3 separate regions of the Homo sapiens genome follow, and all the other regions are linked to region 1. The links are chromatin loops, found by intact Hi-C in ENCODE. Cell type or tissue: endothelial cell of umbilical vein. All regions are shown on one strand. Each heading gives the region's core, and the rest is flanking DNA. Links, peaks and the distances in the headings are about the cores only. Region 1 holds the start of LRRC2-AS1 (LRRC2 antisense RNA 1). Region 2 has its middle 34 kb from the start of CCR3. Region 3 overlaps CCR5AS (CCR5 antisense RNA).

Evidence for each region. Peaks named below come from ENCODE experiments on the same cell type or tissue, not always from the same donor. Only the 100,000 strongest peaks of a DNase experiment are listed, where the experiment ranks them.
Region 2: it touches region 1 in a loop (11-fold over the local background); 8 of 110 quality-filtered maps call a loop at or near these places.
Region 3: it touches region 1 in a loop (2.3-fold over the local background); 10 of 110 quality-filtered maps call a loop at or near these places.

The regions. Positions count from the first base shown.
Region 1 is chr3:46,553,679-46,560,764 of GRCh38, reverse strand. All of the region lies in intron 1 of LRRC2 (leucine rich repeat containing 2), which reads left to right. It overlaps LRRC2-AS1 (LRRC2 antisense RNA 1), which reads right to left and starts at 3,367. Exons shown (of 3, transcript NR_073385.1): 1 at 3,334-3,367; 2 at 3,030-3,091; 3 at 1,077-1,613. RefSeq lists an enhancer at 3,473-4,074. In endothelial cell of umbilical vein, for the core only: a CTCF peak has its summit at 2,278 (motif pointing right); a DNase peak (open chromatin) is centred at 2,184; H3K4me3 peaks cover 341 bases; H3K27ac peaks cover 931 bases.
Region 2 is chr3:46,272,797-46,279,882 of GRCh38, reverse strand. No RefSeq gene overlaps it. Among named protein-coding and RNA genes, the nearest start is that of CCR3, 34 kb to the right of the region's middle. In endothelial cell of umbilical vein, for the core only: a CTCF peak has its summit at 3,196 (motif pointing left); a DNase peak (open chromatin) is centred at 3,152.
Region 3 is chr3:46,374,874-46,381,959 of GRCh38, reverse strand. All of the region lies in intron 2 of CCR5AS (CCR5 antisense RNA), which reads left to right. It overlaps CCR5 (C-C motif chemokine receptor 5), which reads right to left. Exons shown (of 2, transcript NM_001394783.1): 2 at 5,754-7,086. Among named protein-coding and RNA genes, the nearest start is that of CCR5, 7.5 kb to the right of the region's middle. RefSeq lists an enhancer at 1,232-1,733 and a silencer at 3,345-3,454. In endothelial cell of umbilical vein, for the core only: a CTCF peak has its summit at 3,403 (motif pointing right); a DNase peak (open chromatin) is centred at 3,419; H3K27me3 peaks cover 127 bases.

The sequences.
Region 1 (7,086 bases), core at 1,068-3,567:
GACTGTGGACAGTGTAGCCCAAATTGAGGGAGGCTTGTTCTCATAATTCTGCTACAACCACACAAAACCAGACCCACAGCAGGGAACCGGAATCAGATGCTGTCTTGGAACCATGACACTTTGCTGTCAAATTCAACGAGGGTCCAGGCTGAAGCTTTACACTTAGGCTGCTTTGTAGAATCTACTTCGTTGTAAAGTTTCCTATAAGAGGATATTGCTTTGTTTGTATTGAGGGTCTCTTGACTGGATCCCGTAGAGGTTAATTTTTCCCTTTTCTGTGTTGGGGTAGCATATGATGATGATGACATTTCTATAGTCCTAAAGAAAGTTAATGCTTAGGACATTGCATTCTATGTCTTTGCCTGAAAGATTGTGTTGACTAGAGTTTATTTTACAAAGAAGAGATTAGCTTTGTAAATTTGTGAGGAGATCTCTCCCCTGAGCTGCTGAGGGACTGGCACCTGTGTCTGTCCCTGACAACTGTGTCCTATGGGCTCCCCAGTGTGGTTTCTCCCCTGGATGGAGGGTCTCCTCCTTACCCTGGACTGACACATGGACTCTCATTTGAACTACTTTCTCAGTCTCAGAACCCACCCATGAACTACTACCTTCTAGGTTAAGGTAAAATTTGTCCAGTTGTCTAGAGAGGTCTGGACTTATCTCTGTCCTACATGGGATGCCAAGGGCTGGGCTGGACCTGGCACTTAGGATCTTGTATGTCATAGCTTCCCAGCACCTCTGGACATCACATGTAAATCTCTAGCAAATGTGGTCATCACCTACTGTTCTTAGTCTCCAGTTTTCATTATACATGTTGCAAACAAAACTTCGCAAGATGCTGATTTACATCCTGGCACATTCAACGCCCCCTTAATTGTATAAGAGAACTTCTTTTCCTGCTTTTTAAAAACACAGGGAAAATGGTGAACATGGTTAGATGACAGACAGAATATGCTCTTTCCCACCAAAATACTGAGAGTAGTAATGACTTATAACTACTTAAAAATATGTCAGGGCCTTTGGTAATTAAATTTCATAATTCCAGGAATTTATCAAAGATGATTAAGCCATTTTTTGTTGACATGATCAAATATTTAGAACACAAAGACATTAAGAAGAGACCATTCCTCTAAGATGGGAACTAGAATTACATTTCTCTAAGTTAATACATAGAAATTCATAAGCAATGATTTTAAAAATGTAGGGGCAGTTAATGTACAGCTCTGGCTACTAGCCAAGGGCTAACTGGCCTGAGGAAATGAAAGAACCTCAACAACAGAGTCTGTGATGTGTCTGGTTGATCTAGAGAACACGAGCCCTGTGTGTAGGGAGTAATTCTTCCAGCTTCAGTTACTGTGGCTGGCTGGGCTGCCCACACTGCTCAAATACAGTTAACTTTACTTTGGCTTTTTGGTTTATGTGTAGACTTGGGATCTGTGCACAGATTTCCTCAAAAAAACTAGGCTGACTGATTCTCTTATTAATGTTTCTTCACCACTGGCTGTGGACTTTGATCTTTATTTTCAGGATGATGCGTAGCGTTCCTTTATGGAGACTTTTAAGTCGAAAGCCAAAGCCTTAATTAAGATCTTTGCAGGTTAGATACTCCTGAGCTGAAGATAACAGAGTAAGAAAAGTGGTAAAAGAAAAATTAAATGCACTTCTTTTACCTATCATTTTTATGGTAGACATTTGAAATTTACCCTTTCAGTGATTTTGAAATATGCAATACTTTATTATTGACTATAGTCGCCCTGCTATGCAATAGATTTCAAAACATTCCTCCTACCTATCTGAAACTTTGTACCCTTTGACCAGTAACTGCCCATTCCCTTCCTCCCCGGCCCCAATCTCTTTCTACACTCTACTTCTACGAGTTCAACTTTGTTAGATTTCACATAAAGTGGGACATGCAGAGAACCTTCCTTTTCTGATTGGAGGAGCTATAGCCCAAAAGAGTGGAGCAAACCGTCACGCTTTCTTACTTTCTTAAATCTTCGCTGCTTGGCCGCGACTGTGGGTGCAGTTGTAGGAAGTGCACGGCAGAGCAGGGTAACTACAACACCAAGTTTTTGGCCAGAGGCCCGAAAAAGGGAGCCCAGCGATCAGGAAAGGACCAGGGAGATCACAGAGAGGGAGGAATTTGGAGGAAACAGCTCCGTAAGTTTGTTCCTGGGCTCCTCCCCTAGCTGCGCATGCGTGGATCTGACCCTAACCAGCACTCCAAAGAAGTTAGACCTGGACACTGGAATAGACCTTCAGCCACGCCGTAGACGGGCCACTGGGTGGTGCACACGGAACATAGCTGAATAGCACCACGAAGACTGAAAACAGACCTGACATGGGGATCACACCCCACAGAAGGCAGGTTGGAATTTGAGGTCAGAACTCAACCAAATTGGTTACCCACGGTGTCAGTTATCAACTTACTGCTTCTCAGCTTTGAATGCGCCACTCAATAAATATACCCTGTGTTATACAATGGCATTCCTTTAAATATTGGCCCTTTAAAGTGAGCGCAGTGCTGTGCTTTCTCAGTAGAAGGCACTGGAGGGGCAAGGTAGTAGGAAGAGGCTTCCTGCCTTTTTTTTGGCGTGGGCTGGGGATCAGCAGTGTGCATGTGAGAATATCCATCGGAATCTGCCCCAAGCATGGGCTCAGAACAGTCCCTTTGCGACTTTGCATCCTTGGCCTTGCAGTCACCTTTCTACAGCTCTCTTGAGCCAGAACACAGAGCCCTTGTGCAGCCCACGTGCTCTGAAGAACTCCTGCCTGTGCTTGTATTTCGACTTTCTTCACAAGCCTGCATATTACCTGCACACAGCTGCCTGTGCCCCTGAGGGTCACATGCCAACCTGCGATGCCTTCTGCAAGTGCCTGTGTGGTCCACACACTCTGAAGGCCATCTGGACTTCCATCACATGCCCATGCCACCAGTTGCTGATTGGCCATCCCTACCTGCACTTGAGGGGTTCTCCTATTAGTTACCCAGCAACTCCAGACTAGCCTGCCCAAACCAGAGGACTTACCTGCTATCTGATGGGCTGAACCCCTTCCAAGTTGGCCCTTCCTTGGATGTGCTCCCTCAGCCCTGGGGTATGAATGGAAAGATAGAAAAATATCAACAAAGAAACAGAAGATATAAAGAACTAATTGGAAATTTTAGAAATAAAAAGACAATAATTGAAATAAAATACTGGATAGGCTCACAAACGTAATGGAGATGGCATAGGGAAGAGCTAGGAAACTTGAAGTAGATTACTGGGTTTCATGCGCATCTGTGTGAAGAGACCACCAAACAGGCTTTGTGTGAGCAATAAAGCTTTTAATCACCTGGGTGTAGGCAGGCTGAGTCCGAAAACAGTCAGCGAAGGGAGATAGGGATGAGGCCGTTTTATAAGATTTGGGTAGGTAAAGGAAAATTACAGTCAAAGGGGGTTTGTTCTCTGGCAGGCAGGAGTGGGGGTCGCAAGGTGCTCAGTGGGGGAGTTTTTGAGCCAGGATGAGCCAGGAAAAGGGACTTCCACAAGGTAATGTCATCACTTAAGGCAAGGACCGGCCATTTACACTTCTTTTGTGGTGGAATGTCATCAGTTAAGGCGGGGCAGGGCATTTTCACTTCTTTTGTGATTCTTCAGTTACTTCAGGCCATCTTGGCATATACGTGCAAGTCACAGGGGATTCGATGGCTTGGCTTGGGCTCAGAGGCCTGACACTGGGCATTACCAATCTGAAACAAAAAATAGAAGAGAAGATTTATCTGAAATGAACAAGCCCTCAAGAATCTATGGAACAATACTGAAAAGTCTAATATTTGTGTCATCAGAATTCCAGAAGGAGAGGAGGAAGAGTGTAATGCAGAAAAAATGTTCAAGAACTAATGGCTGGGGCTGGGCGCGATGGCTCACGCCTGTAATCCTAGCACTTTGGGAGGCTGAGGCGGGTGAATCACAAGGTCAGAAATTCGAGACCAACCTGATCAACATGGTGAAACCCTGTCTCTACTAAAAATACAAAAATTAGCCGGGCGTGGTGGCACGTGCCTGTAATTCCAGCTACTCGGGAGGCTGAGGCAGGAGAATTGCTTGAACCCGGGAGGCTGAGGTTGCAGTTATTGGAGATCACGCCGCTGCACTCCAGCTTGGGCGACAGAGCGAGACTCTGTCTCAAAAAAAAAAAAAAAAAAAAGAAATAATGACTGAAAAATCCCCAAATTTGTCAAAAGATATAAACCAAGTGATTAAAAAAGCTAAACAAATCTAAATCAGGATAATCCCACCCAAAATCCATGCCCAGATATAATAATTAACCTGAAGAAACCCAAAGACGAAAAAATTTTTCCAGGTGCGGTGGCTCATGCCTGTCATCCCAGCATTTTGGGAGGTTGAGGTGGGAGAATCACTTGTGCCCAGGAGTTTGAGACCAGCCTGGGCAACATAGTGAGACCTTATCGCTGCAAAAATATTTTTTTAAAAAAATTAGCCAGATATGGTGGTGCATCCCTGTGTTTCCAGCTACTTGAGAGGCTGAGATGGGAGGATTGTTTGAGCCTAGGAGGTTGAGGCTGCAGTGAGTTGTGATGGCATCACTGCACTCCAGCCTGGGTGACAGAGTGAGATCTTGTCTTTGGAAGGGGGAAAGAAAAAAAAAAAAGAAAGTAGCAAGAGAAAAATGATGCATCTCCTATAGGAAAGTGTGATTCAAATTATTTCAGATTTCTAATCAGAAACTATGGATGCCAAAAGAAAGTGGCACAACATTCTAAGGGTGCTGATTAATAAAAAAGAAAAGATTGCTTTCAAATTCTATATCCAGCAAAAATAGTATTTATGAATGGAGGTAAGAAAAAGACATCCTCAGTTGAAGGAAACCAGAATATGTCAGTATATTTTCTCTAAAATAATTGTTAAGGCAAGTTTTTAGATAGAAGGGAAATGATAACAGATGTAAACTTGAACAGCAGGAAGGAAGGAACAGGAACATATAAATATCAAGATAAATATAATGGACCAGTTTTCTCCTCAGGAGTTCTTTAAATTTGATGATTGGAAGCCAAAAATATAACATTGATTGACATAATACATAAGACAACTGCAACATAAAGGTGGGAATGTAGGAGGACCTATATGGTGGTAAGATTTTTACATCTCACTTGAAGTGGTAACATACTGTTTCTAAGTGGACTATGAAAAAGTAAGTATGTATAATAATTCTTAGGGCAACCATAAAACAAGAGAAAAAAACTACCCAAAGAGACATAGTAAAATATATAATAGAGAAACTAAAATGGAATTCTAAAAAATGTTCAGAGAAAAGAAGGCAGGAAAGTGTAAAATAGGAAAACAAAAGAGGGATCAAATAGAAAAAAAGTAATAAAATTACAGATTTAAATCCAAATATACAAGTAAGTGTATTAAATATAAATGGCATACATACATCAATTAAAAGATAGAGATAGTCAGAATTGGTTAAATAAATGATCCAGCAATAGTCTGTCTACAAAATCTCACATCAACTATAAGCATATAGTTAGGATAATATAAAATGATGGAATCAAGAAAGTGAAAAGCAACTCACAAAATGGAAGAAATTTTTTGCAAATTATATACCTGGTAAAGGACCTGTATCTAGAATATATAAAGTACTATTGCAACTTAACGATAAATAAAAAGACCAATTAACCCAATTAAAAAAGGGGAAAGGATCTGAATAGACATTTCTCCAAAGAAGATCTATAAATGCCTAACAAGCATATGAAAATATGCTCAACATCATTAGTCATCAGGAAAATGCAAATCAAAACAACAAGATACCTCTTCACACCTACTAGGATGGCTATAATAAAAAAGACAGTTAATAACAAGTGTTGGTGAGGATGTGGAGAGACAGGAATCTTCATACACTGCTGGTGGGAATGTAAAATGATGTAGCTGCTTTGGAAAACAGTCTGACAGTTCACAGAAAGGTTAACTATAGAGTTATCATATAATCTAACAATTCTCCTTTATATTTACCAAGGATAAGACAACAAATGTACACACAAAAACTTGTGCATCATTTTAACTTTTGTCAAAAATCTCCTTTAGGTAAAACAATTCTTCTTCTTCTTTTTTTTTTTTTTTTAAGACAGAGTCTTGCTCTGTCTCCCAGACTGGAGTGCGCTGGTACGATCTCGGCTCACTGCAACCTCCGCCTCCCAGGTTCAAGCAATTCTGCCTCAGCCTCCCGAGTAGCTGGGACTACAGGTGTGCACCACCATGCCCGGCTAATTTTTGTAATTTTTAGTAGAGATGGGGTTTCACCATATTGGCCAGGGTGGTCTGGAATTCCTGACCTCATGATCTGCCCACCTCTGCCTCCCAAAGTACTGGGATTACAGGCATGAGCCACTGCACCTGGCCTCCTTTAGGTAAAACAATTCTAAAGGAGGCAAAGGCAGTCTCAGGCTGGGCAGACTGTCTCATGCCGATAATCCCAGCACTTTGGGAGGCCTAGGTGGGTGGATTGCTTGAGCCCAGGAGTTTGAGACCAGTCTGGGCAACATAGTGGGACCACCATCTCTACAAAAAATACAAAAATTATCTGGGCATAGTGGCGCATGTCTGTAGTCCCAGCTACTTGGGAGGTGGAGGTAGGAGGAATGCTTGAGCCTGGGAGGTTGAGGCTGCAGTGAACCATGATGGTGTCACTGCATTCTAGCCTGGGCAACAGAGTGAGACCCTGTCTCAGGAAAAAAAACAACAAAAAAACAACAACAACAACCAATGAAACAACAACAACAACAACAAACAAAGGCAGTCTCAGACATCAGAAATCAAAGGAAAGAAGGGAATAAATTAGGTCAGCATTGTCAGCTCTTTAGAGTAAAATTATATACGTTCATATTTTCAGCTGCACAAACATAAGCCAGTTCTCCCATTCTTATTGGCAAGCCATTTATAGGGAGCACATTCTTGAGTCAGAAGATTAAATATTTTGGCCAGGCATGATGGCTTGTGCCTGTGATCCCAGCACTATGGGAGACTGAGGCAGGAGGATCACCTGAGCCCCGGAGTTCAAGACCAGCCTGGGTAACATAGCGAGGCC
Region 2 (7,086 bases), core at 2,104-4,603, 280 kb after region 1:
CTCATTGAGGATGGACCAGCATTTGGTCCAGGTTTGTATTAGACCAATCAACAACTCTTAGGACCTTAACCATTGAGTGCAATATTTTCAATGAGTGTACATGTCAATTAATTCAGCCCAATCCAAATTTCTATTCTGCAATTTTTTATTAAGCACTCTTAAAAGCCAAACTCAGTTTTTCAATAATGTTCATTGACCACTTTCTATAATTCTTTACGGAATTTTTTCCCATACCTTGATTCTGCATTTTACCCTCTGGGCCAGGTTGAATTCAAATCCTGTTTATTAGGTGAGCAACAATGAAGAGCGAACTGTTACCTTTCTCATGCTAAGGGAAAACAGCTTCCTTAGAAGGAAAAGTAGAAATGACAGTGTGCCAGAGGGGATGGAGGAACAGGGTTTCCCAGGTCCTGTGCATCCTCCCAGATATCCCCATTCCCACTGATCCTCAGTCTATCTTACCAATGCCTTAACATTCATACAGGCTTTTTAGCAAATTTGCAAATACAACTCCTACTATAATTAAGACACTTCATGCTCTGAATTAATTTCCACCAGTCTTAACCTGGCAGCTGCAAGTAATAAGAGACTTTTTTTTTTCAACGTGGTCACAGAAAGGCTTTAAGTTTCACTCTAACTTGAGAATGAAAGTTTCAGCATTTGAATGGTCTTGCTTTAAGTTTCTCAGTGCCTTCAGAAGCAGCCATCCTACCCTCTAGTTCTGGCCTTCTTCATCCTCTTTAGATTGGTGGATAGCAGCACCTTCCTGCCAACCCCCACCCTCATCCCACCAGGCTTCATTCTCAATAGGCACATGGTCTGAGGTGATAACTTGACTAGTTGTTTAGCCATTCTATCACATGGGTGCCATTTTCCCATCTTGGAGTTGGAAGGGAGTCTTACTTCCTGCTAACTAATTCAAACACTCATCATCTCCCTGGAAGGCTGATGTCTGCAACCTGCTTTCTAGCACACATTTCCATATCAGTTAACCTTTTTGATTTATAAACAACCCCAGCTTCAGCCAAGAATGACTGTATGGACAGGGTTTGGATGGCTCACAGAATGGAAGAAAGAAGGACCTTTAGCCCTCAGAGAGGACAAGGGCCACTCAGAGAGGACAGAAGCCTCAGCCCTAAAAGTCCATGTAGCCTTTCCTTTTTTTTTTTTGAGACGGAGACTTGCTCAGTCCCCAGGCTGGAGTGCAATGGCACCATCTTGGCTCACTGCAACCTCCGCCTCCTGGGTTCAAGCAATTTTCCTGCCTCAGCCTTCCGAGTAGCTAGGATTACAGGTACCCACCACCATGCCAGGCTAATTTTTGTATTTTTTAGTACAGACAGAGTTTCACCATGTTGGTCAGGCTGGTCTCAACTGCTGACCTCAGGTGATCCACCCGCCTCAGCCTCCCAAAGTGCTGCAATTACAGATGTGAGCCACCACATCCAGCCCAGGTAGCCTTTCTTTTTTCTTTTTTTTTTGAGACAGAGTTTCGCTCTTGTTGCCCAGGCTGGAGTGCAATGGTGAGATCTTGGCTTACCGCAACCTCCGCCTCCCAGGTTCAAGCGATTCTCCTGCCTCAGCCTCCTGAGTAGCTGTGATTACAGGCATGCACCACCACACCAGTAGTAGAGATGGGGTTTATCCATGTTGGTCAGGCTGGTCTCAAACTCCTGACCTCAGGTGATCTGCCTGCCTTGGCATCCCAAAGTGCTGGGATTACAGTCATGTGCCACTGTGCCCAGCCCCATGTAGCCTTTCTTTAGACATAGAATCAATCAGTCTCAACCATCTCTGTATGTCTTCATTTGAGTTTTCAAATCCAATTGGCCTAGCTTAGGTCAGGCTACCATCAATTCCCCCTTGGATCAAATAAATGAAGAGGCTGTGGGAGGAACCTGGGGGTGGCCACTGTGGGGATCATTGCGAGCCAGGCAAACTCCCCAGCCTGTGTCTATAGCAGCATCACTCCCTGCTGCTGATAGGTTTCAAAGTCTTGGCATTTAAGTTTCTTAGTTCTGGCATCAAAGTGCCCTTGCTTCCAGAACTCTCTCCCACCTGCCCAATTTCTCTCTTCTAAACATTCTTTGTTCGTTCCCAACTCTGCCTTTGCTTATCCCCCTCCCACGACTCTCCTCAGGGGTGTCACTTCCTGTCTTTTAAGACCCAGTCTGGCCTCTCCTCCTATAAGAAGTCTTCCCTGAACACTCACTTGACATTTACCACAAATTTTTTAATGACCAGTTTCTTTTCCTGTGCTGTATGTGGTCACCTTGTGTCACTCAGAGTCCCAGCAGCAAACAACTGACACTCAAACAGGGCAATTTGAGGACACTTTAATAAAGGGGCTATTTACAAAGGGACTAGCAGCATAAAGTGAGAATACCATCCCATGAGATGAGTAACAGCAGGGATTTATTACCAGCCCAAGGTCTGAAGGGGAAAAGGGTGGGAGAAGGTGTGCCATACATGAGATCAATTGGGGTTTGAACAGCATCTGGATTGAACAACATAGGATGAGGAAGATGTCGGCCTCTCCATCCATCCTCACTTGTCCCAGGTCAGAGGAGTTGCTGTTCTGATCGTCAGATTTCAGAACATGGACTGGGCCACATTTACGAGCGGTTGGGGTCTCTGAGTGTTAAAAGGTCCCACACAAGCACTAGCAAGTCTACTGCTTTCCCTTCCAGGCAGTGGTGGGTTGAACCAGGCTGTGGCTCACAGGGGCAGGTGCTGCTCTCTTGCTTTTCTTTGTCCTCTTATATTCACACGTGTTTTTAGCATGCCCATTGCTGTGGGATTGGCCATGGTCTTCTGGAATATAATTTGAATTTTGGTTTAATGGGATGTAGGGGAATATGTAGATCTTGAGCCACACACAGCTTTACCAAAGCCCTCCATCCAAAGGAGCTAGGAATTCGCCCAGATAACAAGGTGTACCCTGTTTCCTATCTTCTGTTGCTTTCTTCCTGCAGTCACGGCCTTGCACAATTCCTGGGGATACAGATGGCATCCCCCACGTTTTGCAACACAGTTGGACAATATCAGATTTAGGCATTCCTGAGTTTCTTGTTGTATTATCAAACCTCACCTCCCTCCTAGCCCTCGGGCACACCCTCTACTGACTGAAGAACTGTGCAGAGCTAGCTCCTCTCTGCCACCGGCCAACACCCCCTGGTGTTCAGGTTCCCCCACTGCAACTGTCTGGGACGCTGATGCCAGCAAGTGAAGGACTCATCTGAGGTGGGGCTCATCTGACCAGGACCTGGAACTGAGCCAGGGAGAAGGTTGTCCTGTCTGAAAAAAATTGAGAGGCCTTCCTCAGTGAAAGAAAGTCTTGACTTCAAGGGGCGGCTCTTCTCGTGGGCATTGGGCAGCGCCCAGTGGACTAGTTCTTGCTTAGCTAGGAGAGGTTAACCTTGAAGTAGGCAAAATTCAAGTATACAGGATTTTAAAGACATCATTAGGTATTTTCTTATTCAAGCCCATATCCATATCCTTATTTATGTCCATATCTAAATCTATATCTATATGTATCTTTTTTTTTTGAGACAGGGTTTTGCTCTATCACCCAGGATGGAGTGCAGTGGTGGGATCTCAGCTCACTGCACTCCTAGTCTCAAGTGATCCCCTTGTCTCAGTCTCCTTAGTAGCTGGGACTACAGCCATGCACCCCCACACCCAGCTAATTTTTGTTTATTTTTCGTAGAGACCTAGGTCTTGCCATGTTGCCCAGGCTGGTCTCAGCCTCCCAAAGTGTTGGGATTACAGGCATGAGCCACCATGCCTGGCCTATGTATCTTTAATATCAAAGCCTTTTTTTAAAATTATACTTTAAGTTCTGCGATACATGTGCAGAACGTGCAGGTTTGTTACATAGGTATACACGTGCCATGGTGGTTTGCTGCACCCATCAACCCGTAATCTACATTAAATATTTCTCCTGACGCTATCCCTCCCCTAGCCCCTCCACCCCGGACAGGCCCCAGTGTGTGATGTTCCCCTCCCTGTGTCCATGTGTTCTCATTGTTCAACTCCCATTTATCAGTGAGAACATGCAGTGTTTGGTTTTCTGTTCTTGTGTTAGTTTGCTGAGAATGATGGTTTCCAGCTTCATCCATGTCCCTGCAAAGGACATGAACTCATCCGTTTTTATGACTGCGTAGCATTCCATGGTGTATATGTGCCACATTTTCTTTATCCAGTCTATCATTGATGGGCATTTGGGTTGATTCCAAGTCTTTGCTATTGTGAACAGTGTTGCAATAAACATACGTGTGCATATATCTTTATAGTAGAATGATTCATAATCTTTTGGGTATATACCCAGTAATGGGATTGCTGGGTTAAATGGTATTTCTGGTTCTAGATCCTTGAGGAATCGCCACACTGTCTTCCACAATGGTTGAACTAATTTACACTCCTACCAACAGCATAAAAGCATTCCTATTTCTCCACATCCTCTCCAGCCTGTGTTGTTTCCTGACTTTTTAATGATCACCATTCTAACTGGCATGAGATGGTGTCTTATTGTGGTTTTGATTTGCATTTCTCTAATGACCAGTGATGATGAGCTTTTCTTCATATGTTTGTTGGCAGCATAAATTTCTTCTTTTGAGAAGTGTCTGTTCATATCCTTCTCCTACTTTTTGATGGGGTTGTTTTTTTCTTGTAAATTATTAAAGTTCCTTGTAGATTCTGGATATTAGCCCTTTCTCAGGTGGATAGATTGTGAAATTTTTCTCCCATTCTGTAGGTTGTCTGTTCACTCTAATGATAGTTTCTTTTGCTGTGCAGAAGCTCTTTAGTTTAATTAGATCCGATTTGTCTATTTTGGCTTTTGTTGCCATTGCTTTTGGTGTTTTAGTCATGAAGTCTTTGCCCATGCCTATGTCCTGAATGGTATTGCCTAGGTTTTCTTCCAGGGATTTTATGGTTTTAGCTCTTATATTTATGTCTTTAATCTATCTTGAGTTAATTTTTGTATAAGGTGTAAGGAAGGGGTCCAGTTTTAGTTTTCTGCATACGGCTAGCCAGTTTTCCCAACACCATTTATTAAATAGGGAATCCTTTCCCCATTGTTTGTTTTTGTCAGGTTTGTCAAAGATCAGATGGTTATAGATGTGTGGCGTTACTTCTGAGGCCTCTATTCTGTTCCATTGGTCTATATATCTGTTTTGGTACCAGTACCATGCTGTTTTGGTTACTGTAGACTTGTAGTGTAGTTTGAATGCAGGTGGCGTGTTGCTTCCAGCTTTGTTCTTTTTGCTTAGGATTGTCTTGGCTTTAGAGGCTCTTTTGTGGTTCCATATGAAATTTAAAGTAGGTTTTTCTAACTCTGTGAAGAAAGTCAGTGGTAGCTTGGTGGAGATAGCATTGAATCTATAAATTACTTTGGGCAATATGGCCGTTTTCACAATATTGATTCTTCCTATCCATGAGCATGGAATGTTTTTCCATTTGTTTTTGTCCTCTCTCATTTCCTTGAACAGTGGTTTGTAGTTCTCTTTGAAGAGATCCTTCACATCCCTTGTAAATTGTATTCCTAGTTATTTTATTCTCTTTGCAGCAATTGTGAATGGGAGTTCACTTATGATTTGGCTCTCTGTTTGTCTATTATTGGTGTATAAGAACGCTTGTGATTTTTGCACATTGATTTTGTATCCTAAGACTTTGCTGAGATTGCTTATCAGCTTAAGGAGATTTTGGGCTGAGATGATGGGGTTTTCTAAATAGACAATTATGTCATCTGCAAACAGAGACAATTTGACTTCCTCATTTCCGAATTGAATACCCTTTATTTCTTTCTCTTGCCTGATTGTCCTGGCCAGAACTTCCAATACTATGTTGAATAGGAGTGGTGAGAGAGGGCATCCTTGTCTTGTGCCAGTTTTCAAAGGGAATGCTTCCAGCTTTTGCCTGTTCAGTATGATATTGGCTGTGGGTTTGCCATAAATAGCTCTTATTATTTTGAGACATTCCATCAATACCCAGTTTATTGAGAGTTTTTAGCATGAAGGGGTGTTGAATTTTATTGAAGGCCTTTTCTGCATCTATTGAGATAATCATGTGATTTTTGTCATTGGTTCTGTTTATGTCATGGATTACGTTTATTGATTTGTGTATGTTGAACCAGCCTTGCATCCCAGGGATGAAGCCGACTTGATCATGATGGATAAGCTTTTTGATGTGCTGCTGGATTTGGTTTGCCAGTATTTTATTGAGGATTTTTGCATTGATATTCGTCGGAGATATTGCCTGAAATTTTCTTTTTTTGTTGTGTCTCTGCCAGGTTTTGGTATCAGAATGATGCGGGCCTCATAAAATGAGTTAGGGAGAATTCCCTCTTTTTCTATTGATGGGAATAGTTCCAGAAGGAATGGTACAAGCTCCTCTTTGTACCTCTGATAGAATTCGACTGTGAATCCGTCTGGTCCTGGGCTTTTTTTGGTTGGTAGGCTATTAATTACTTCCTCAATTTCAGAACTTGTTATTGGTCTATTCAGGGATTCGACTTCTTCCTGGTTCAGTGTTGGGAGGGTGTATGAGCCTAGGAATTTATCAATTTCTTCTAGATTTTCTAGTTTATTTATGTAGAGGTGTTTGTAGTATTCTCTGATGGTAGTTTGTATTTCTGTGGGATCAGTGGTGGTCTCCCCTTTATCATTTTTTATTGTGTCTATTTGATTCTTCTCTCTTTTTTTCTTTATTAGCATGGCTAGCGGTCTATTCTGTTGATCTTTTCAAAAAACCGGCGCCTGGATTCATTGATTTTTTTGAAGGGTTTTTCATGTCTCTTTGTTCATTGAAGACCTACAGTTCAGTCCTGTCAATTCATGTGAGCCTATGTGGATCTCAGAGAGCTGAAACTTGGGGGCCTGGATTTGCCAGCAGTATGCTGAACTGGCAGAATTCATGGGATGTAAACTTTACTTTTGTTCCTCACTATCTCTTTAAACTGAATTAGAGGCTGAAGTTCTTCTATACTTGAATCCCTGAATGAAAATTCCGGCAGTCCCACGGCTTTCGTCATTATGCTTAGGTACAAAAAATCCCAGCATCATTTGAGGTCAAAAAAGGACAATT
Region 3 (7,086 bases), core at 2,178-4,677, 180 kb after region 1:
ACCTAAATAATTTCTTTTTAGCTCCTGTATCAGTAACACCCCAAATTACTACTGGAAATCCTTTTAGATCCTGAGAGCCAGAGACGTTAAGTCACTTGCCCAAGCTCCCACAGCCCCAAGGCTGGAACTCGAGTCAGTCTGACTTTCAAGTCCCTGCCCTCTTCTCTGCTGGGCTCTGCTTTTTGGCACAGGAAGATTGAGTTAGCCAATCAACAGAGTCCTTATTTGATTATATGTCAGGAAACCATTAGGATTCTCCTAAAAAGGATTTTTGAATAGTCTTTGGTAATGGCAGTAAACCTAAGTAGAGGAATTTTAAAGTGAACATAGACAATATTGAAATTCTCCCATTAGTTTCTTATTTTTAATCTTAATTACATTTTATTATATTCAGCGGTATGCAGTTTCAAAAGGAGGAATTGTCTTGACTCAAAACCAAAAAGATTAAGTTATCAGATATCTGCTCTTCAGTAAATAGTAGGAGGTGTTTGTGTGTGTGTACATGTGTTTAAACCATATGCCAGGATGTATAAGAGTTGACAATTTAAATCTAAATTCTAATTCTCTGCAGAATTATCATTGCCTGATCAGGGCTGGCATGAGTTCCCAGTTCTTCAGGAATAATGCTTTCATGGAAAGAGTTAAGAAGGATGGCTCACTGCAGGGATAAGGAAATGGGGGGAGAAGAATCCTTTAGCCACATAAGCAAAATCTATATTTATTTGAGAAACATCTCAGACAGGCCCTTTTCTATACAAGAGACTTCTTCTCTATTGAATTTGAAGTTGCCAAGCTCAGCATGGGCGCCAGACATCCCACTTCTGTTTACTTTTCACTTGGAAAGGAAGGGTGAAAACATAACCCAAAACCAAAAATGAAAGTGAAATACTTGGAGCCTCAAATACAGATCTTTGGTATTGCCAATGAAGTCTAGATTCACATGCTTTAAAAAAACCAGCTTGGGGAATGTTCTGTTATGAAAGTTGAGACTCTTCCTGGTGCACATGCCACCCCAGGCCAGGCAAAGTCTTGCTCAGACAACAGCCCTTGCTGTCAGTCCAACAGGCTTTAGGCAGTATTTCTCAGACTTGGCTACACTTAGAATCACCTGGGGAGCTTCTACAGTGGGGAACCACAGGGCAGCAATGCAGGCAGATCGAATCAGAACTATTTGAGGTTGGATTTAACCTCACTATTTGTAAAACTCCCTGAGTGACTCCAATATGTTGGCTTTTGTGAATTTATTAGCACACAGGTGCTGATCGTGAAGGGAGTCACGAGTGCTCCTACTTTCCCTACTCAAAGGCTCATCGCTGGCGTGCCACTGGGAAGCACCATCAAAACATGCCGCTGTTGGAGCCCACTCCAGACCCACGACATCAGAGTCTCTGGGGCTTAGGGCAGGCAATGCTCTTCATTTATAAAGCAAAGGGGTTGGGCTCACTGGTCCTCAACAACCTTTTTGTTTTCAAACCATAGGATTCCATAAGAGGGTTTGATGTAAACGAGGTGATAATGTAACTGAGTATTCCCTTTTTTCTAAGTAAAAGGGAATAAGTTACAATTATTTTTTAAATTATTTTCTCTTTTCTCCTTTCCTCTTGTACCCCACTTTCTACTTAGCCCTTTAGAAATGCAAATCTCACCTTTTACTTCCCCTTCACCAGACATTCTTTACAGGGCAAGTTCATCTAACTATATGCTCCAAGACAGAACTTTCTAGAGAGTTAACAGCTGATTTACAGACCAAAGCATGATCTCCATGGAACTCTCACCCTTCAGGGGGTTGCCATGGAACTCACCCTCCAGAAAGGCAGGTTGAAGGCATGCCCACTATCCACTCCCACCTAGAGAGTTTTAGGCCACTTTTTCAACTTATTTCTGCCTATGAAAGTGCCAATTCAACTGCCTGGATAGATCAGGCACCATGCCAGTGTGCAGACCCCCTGCCCTTGCTCACTTCCTCCCCTGCCTTTTCAAAGTGCCTGCTTTCTGCTCCAAAAGCAAAGCAGTGCATTTACTATTTATTTATTTATTTATTTATTTATTTATTTATTTATTTTGAGACAGAGTCTCACTCTGTCACCCAGGCTGGAGTGCAGTGGCTAGATGTCAGCTCACTGCAACTTCCACCTCCCAGGTTCAAGCGATTCTCCTGCCTCAGCCTCCCGAGTAGCTGGGATTACAAGCACCCGCCACCACGTCTGGCTAATTTTTTGTATTTTTAGTAGAGGCAGGGGTTTCACTATATTGGCCAGGCCGGTCTTGAACTCCTGACCTTAAGTGATCTGCCCTCCTCGGTCTCCCAAAGTGCTGGGATTACAGGTGTGAGCCACCACGCCTGGCGAAGCAGTGCATTTAGAGGCAGGAGGCTGCACCTCTTCCCTGAAGGAGGTTTGGAATAAATCATTTTCTTTATATCTGACCTCGCTCTTGTTAATTGGATTCTGCAAGCAATGAGTGACTAATCTGCGGTTCAGTTACAATAACAATAATAGAGAAAGGAGAGTGCGAATGATAAAGAAATTTACCATGGTGTATATGTGCCACATTTTCTTAATCCAGTCTATCATTGTTGGACATTTGGGTTGGTTCCAAGTCTTTGCTATGTTCATGTCCTTTGTAGGGACATGGATGAAATTGGAAACCATCATTCTCAGTAAACTATCGCAAGAACAAAAAACCAAACACCGCATATTCTCACTCATAGGTGGGAATTGAACAATGAGATCACATGGACATAGGAAGGGGAATATCACACTTTGGGGACTGTGGTGGGGTGGGGGGAGGGGGGAGGGATAGCATTGGGAGATATACCTAATGCTAGATGACGAGTTAGTGGGTGCAGCGCACCAGCATGGCACATGTATACATATGTAACTAACCTGCACAATGTGCACATGTACCCTAAAACTTAAAGTATAATAAAAAAAATAGAAGTAAAAAAAAAAAAAAAAAGAAATTTACCAACATCAAATCACATTTGATTATTTCAAACACTTGGTACCCACAATCATCAGATATACAGGATTATAGAGAGAAACAAGGGAGGAGCTTGAAGCATTTTATGCAATATGAAAAATGCTTAGTCACAAAACATTTTCTGATCTTGTTGCAAGCTCATGAGAGCAGCACACTGCAGAGATTGGTCTGGGTGTTGGAACCTTCATTCCACGACAGGCATCAACCTGTACCCCGAATGGAGACTCCTCTCGGTTTTCAGAAATGATGAATGTGAGCTGTGCACTACCTACCCTGAGCCGCTGTGGAAATACCTCTTTTTCACAACTGGGATGGTGCCGGCAGAGACAAACATTAAAGAGCTGAATGTGAAAAGCCTCCTCGTGTGTCTTCTCCATGGCCAAGTCTGGAAGTTGAACACCCTTGCTGGTTTGCCAATGTGGCCTCGCGGGGGCAGTATGACCCAAGGCTTGCCATGGCTTCCTAGCTTGTAAAAGATTCACACTCTTCCATGAATGCTTTAAAAAAACTAGTGACCACCCAGAGAAACAAAAATAAGTCCCCAAAACATGACAGAATCACAATGACACAAAACGGATTATCAAACCACGTAGTAACAATAAGGAGGCAAATAGAAGTCAGTCTTGTAAAATTGCTTATAGAAAATTAGGAAGGAAATATATATTATATGCATGCATATTAATATAAAGATATATGTCATATGACAATATATATTAATTATATAAAAATATGTATTTGTATACAGAATCTTAAATATTAAGGGTTGACTCTGTTTTGGAAAAATACAAGCAACTTTTACAGTGAATTTTATTTCAAAGTATAGGAGCTATCGAAATGTTTTCACGTTTTTGCCTCTTCTGTTCAGCCTTATCCCCGAGGGTTGTGGAAAATCTCCACGTACTCTGACAATAAGTAAGTGGATGTGTTAACAAGCTACAAGGAACTGCAGTTAGAAAGTTCATGATTTGTTGGCCGGGCACAGTGGCTCATGCCTGTAATCCCAGCACTTCGGTGGGAGGCCGAGGCGGGCAGATCACGAGGTCAGGAGATCGAGAGCATCCTGGCTAATACGGTGAAACCCTGTCTCTACTAAAAATACAAAAAATTACCCAGGCGTGGTGGTGCATGCCTGTAGTCCCAGCTACTCAGGAGGCTGAGGCAGGAGAATTGCTTGAACCCGGGAGGCAGTGGTTGCAGTGAGCCGAGATCGCACCATTGCACTCCAGCCTGGGCAACAGAGCGAGACTCCATCTCAAAAAAAAAAAGGAAAGTTCATGATTTGTTTTCTGGTTCACATTTCTGCTTCTAGCCCCCAGGGTAGTTGGTGGTAATTCTTATGTTTTCATTATAAGTGTTAACACTTGAGCAGTTATGTTTGCATTTGGAGCTCTATCTCTCCCCGTGATAGAAAATAAATGATTTGTAAATTTAATCATAACAGTTGAAATGCCATTGCATCTTAATTTATTCAGAGCGATTTAAACTAAGAACCCCTGGAGTACAAAATGTAAACAGAATCCCAGTTTATGAATTTTCACATTACTCTTCCTAAGGACAGTCACCTCTACTTTGACTTTATCCATGGCATGCAATCTCCTCTTTGATAGAGACCTCTGGGTGGAGACAGAAGGTACGTTCACCCCAGAGTTGGTGAATAAAGTCAGATCCTGAAGGTCGTGAGTTGAAACTCCAAGGAGTAAAGGCATGGGCCTGGGGAGGTAATGGGGACGGGCTCTGGAAAGGCTGGCAACACTGCAAATAGCTTTTCTTCGTGCTAACGTTGGAAGACATTTAATAAGATGGAAAAGGAAAAACGAGCAATTGACATGACTGCATGTATGTCAGCCACAAAAGCTGATACCTTCAAACCTCCCTGCCGCACTGCCTTCCTCCTATGGGATGGATCTCCCTTCTCCATGGCCCCTTCCTTCTACCCTAACCCCAGCCCCCTCCTGCCCTTCCTTGGTTCATTCTACCTTTTACCCTAACAGATGAAAGGCAATCCTTCAAGTCTTGGTAGGGACAAGCTGCCCTTCTAGTCAGATCAAGCTGTTCTGTCTTCTGCTCATTTCATGCACCTCCAAATAGGACCACGGGCAGCTTTTGCATCTGCTGCCCATGACCTGTGCTGGGAGATGAGTGTGCAGTGACTGAAAACCAGCATGTTCAAAATGTGAACGTGACCCAGACGGGTCCCCTCCACCTGTAGCACCTGTCCTCTCTCAGGGTAAGAGACTCGTGCACATAAATCCAAATGTACATGATTGTCATGACTGCAATTAGAGCCAAGTTTTGGGGAGGGATTTTAAATGAAAGAAAAGCATCCTCATTCTCACATATGATGTGCCTACAACTCAGGGCTGCGGGTAAGTGACCAGGCCATGACGTTGCATATCTTCTTCATTTTCAAACATAGACAACTAACTTATGGCACCAATTCTCTTTTTTAAAACATGGCAATTCTTTTGAGTAGTGGAATTAAAATTTGAATTTTAAAAGTTTTCAAGTCAATTGCTCAGCAACCAGCAACCTTACTCTTAGAGGTACCATCTCTAAATACAAACTATTCTGGCAATTTGTCTCAGGAAAAGGGTCAATTTTAAAAATTATTTAAAAGAAAATACAAAAATACAATTATCTCTCTCTTTGTATACATCACACACACATGCACACACACTAAGGAAGAAAACAGCTGCTTATAAAATGCTCTGGCAGTTTTATGTGCTATTCTCTAAATGTACACTTGACTGAAAGAGCAAGAATATAATGAATTATTTTAGAAGGTGTTTTTTATTAGATGCATATTTTCTTTCAAGCAATTTGTAACTTTCACATACATAAGAATATGCAAATACTAAGATGTCAGAATGTCTTTGACTTGGCCCAGAGGGTAGGGTCCTATGCTACTGTTGCACTCTCCACAACTTAAGAGCAAAAGGAAAGACATTTCCCTTCGTTGCTTCCTGCTGACAGCCACAATGCTCACCGTTCATATTCAGAGGCTGAGAAAGTCAGTAGCACCTCTTATTATTCTGACACCTTCATTCCCTGAGTAGTTCTCACCACTTACTATTCCCTCACCTTACCTGTACTATGATGGTTTTAGCCATCCCCCAAATTCAAAACAGTCTCAAGTATGTGCACAATCATATGAGACAGAACAGAAAAAAACCTCTCTCTCTCCCTTTGAAATGAATATACCCAAACACTAAGGGGTATATTCATTTCAAAGGGAGGGAGAGACGATTTTTTCTGTTGCTTCTGGTTTGTCTGGAGAAGGCATCTGGAATAAGTACCTAAGGCGCCCCCCCCACCCCCATTCAGTCTGAAATACGGAGGCTGGTAAATTGTACTTTTGTGGGTTTTAAGGCTCAAGGCAGCTTATTTCCAAATGAATATGTCCCTTCCCCCCTTTGCCTATTGACGGTTAAATGCAGAAAATGATACCTACACTTGTGTGCACTGGGCAGGCAGCATCTTAGTTTTTCAGGCTTCCCTCACCTCTATGGGACCCCTTTGCTCAATGCTTTGCTCAGTGCTATCCCTGAATGAGTAACTAAGAGTTTGATGCTTATTGAATGTGTAGTATGTGCTAAATGCTGCCTGTGGTTGCCTCATAGAATCCTCCCAACAACCCATGAAATGACTACTAGGTAATCAATCCTCACCTAGATCTCATGTGTGAGCTGAAGTATGTTCCTAGACCTCATACCTCGTGTATTCATAAATCTAGTCTCCTCCTGGAGACCCCTCAGTATTTCAGCTGGGATGGGAAGGAAATCTATGAAGTCAGAAGCATTCAGTGAAAGACAGCCTGGAGTCTGGGTGAGACTGTGTTCAAGCTCTGCAAACCAGACCCATCCTTTTACACCAATCCATCTTCTTCTTGACCTAAACCTCCTCCTCCTCCTTCTGTGCTTGATGTCTTTTCAAGGGTTTCTCCAATCTGCTTGAAGACTAGGGATTCTCTCTGACTCCTCTCTGACCCTCACTTCCAACCCAAATCCACCCCAGTTCTGCTGACTCTGCATCCTCATATGCTGCACGAATACCTCCCTCCTTCCCATCCTTACGAATACCTCCCTCCTTCCCATCCTCACGCCT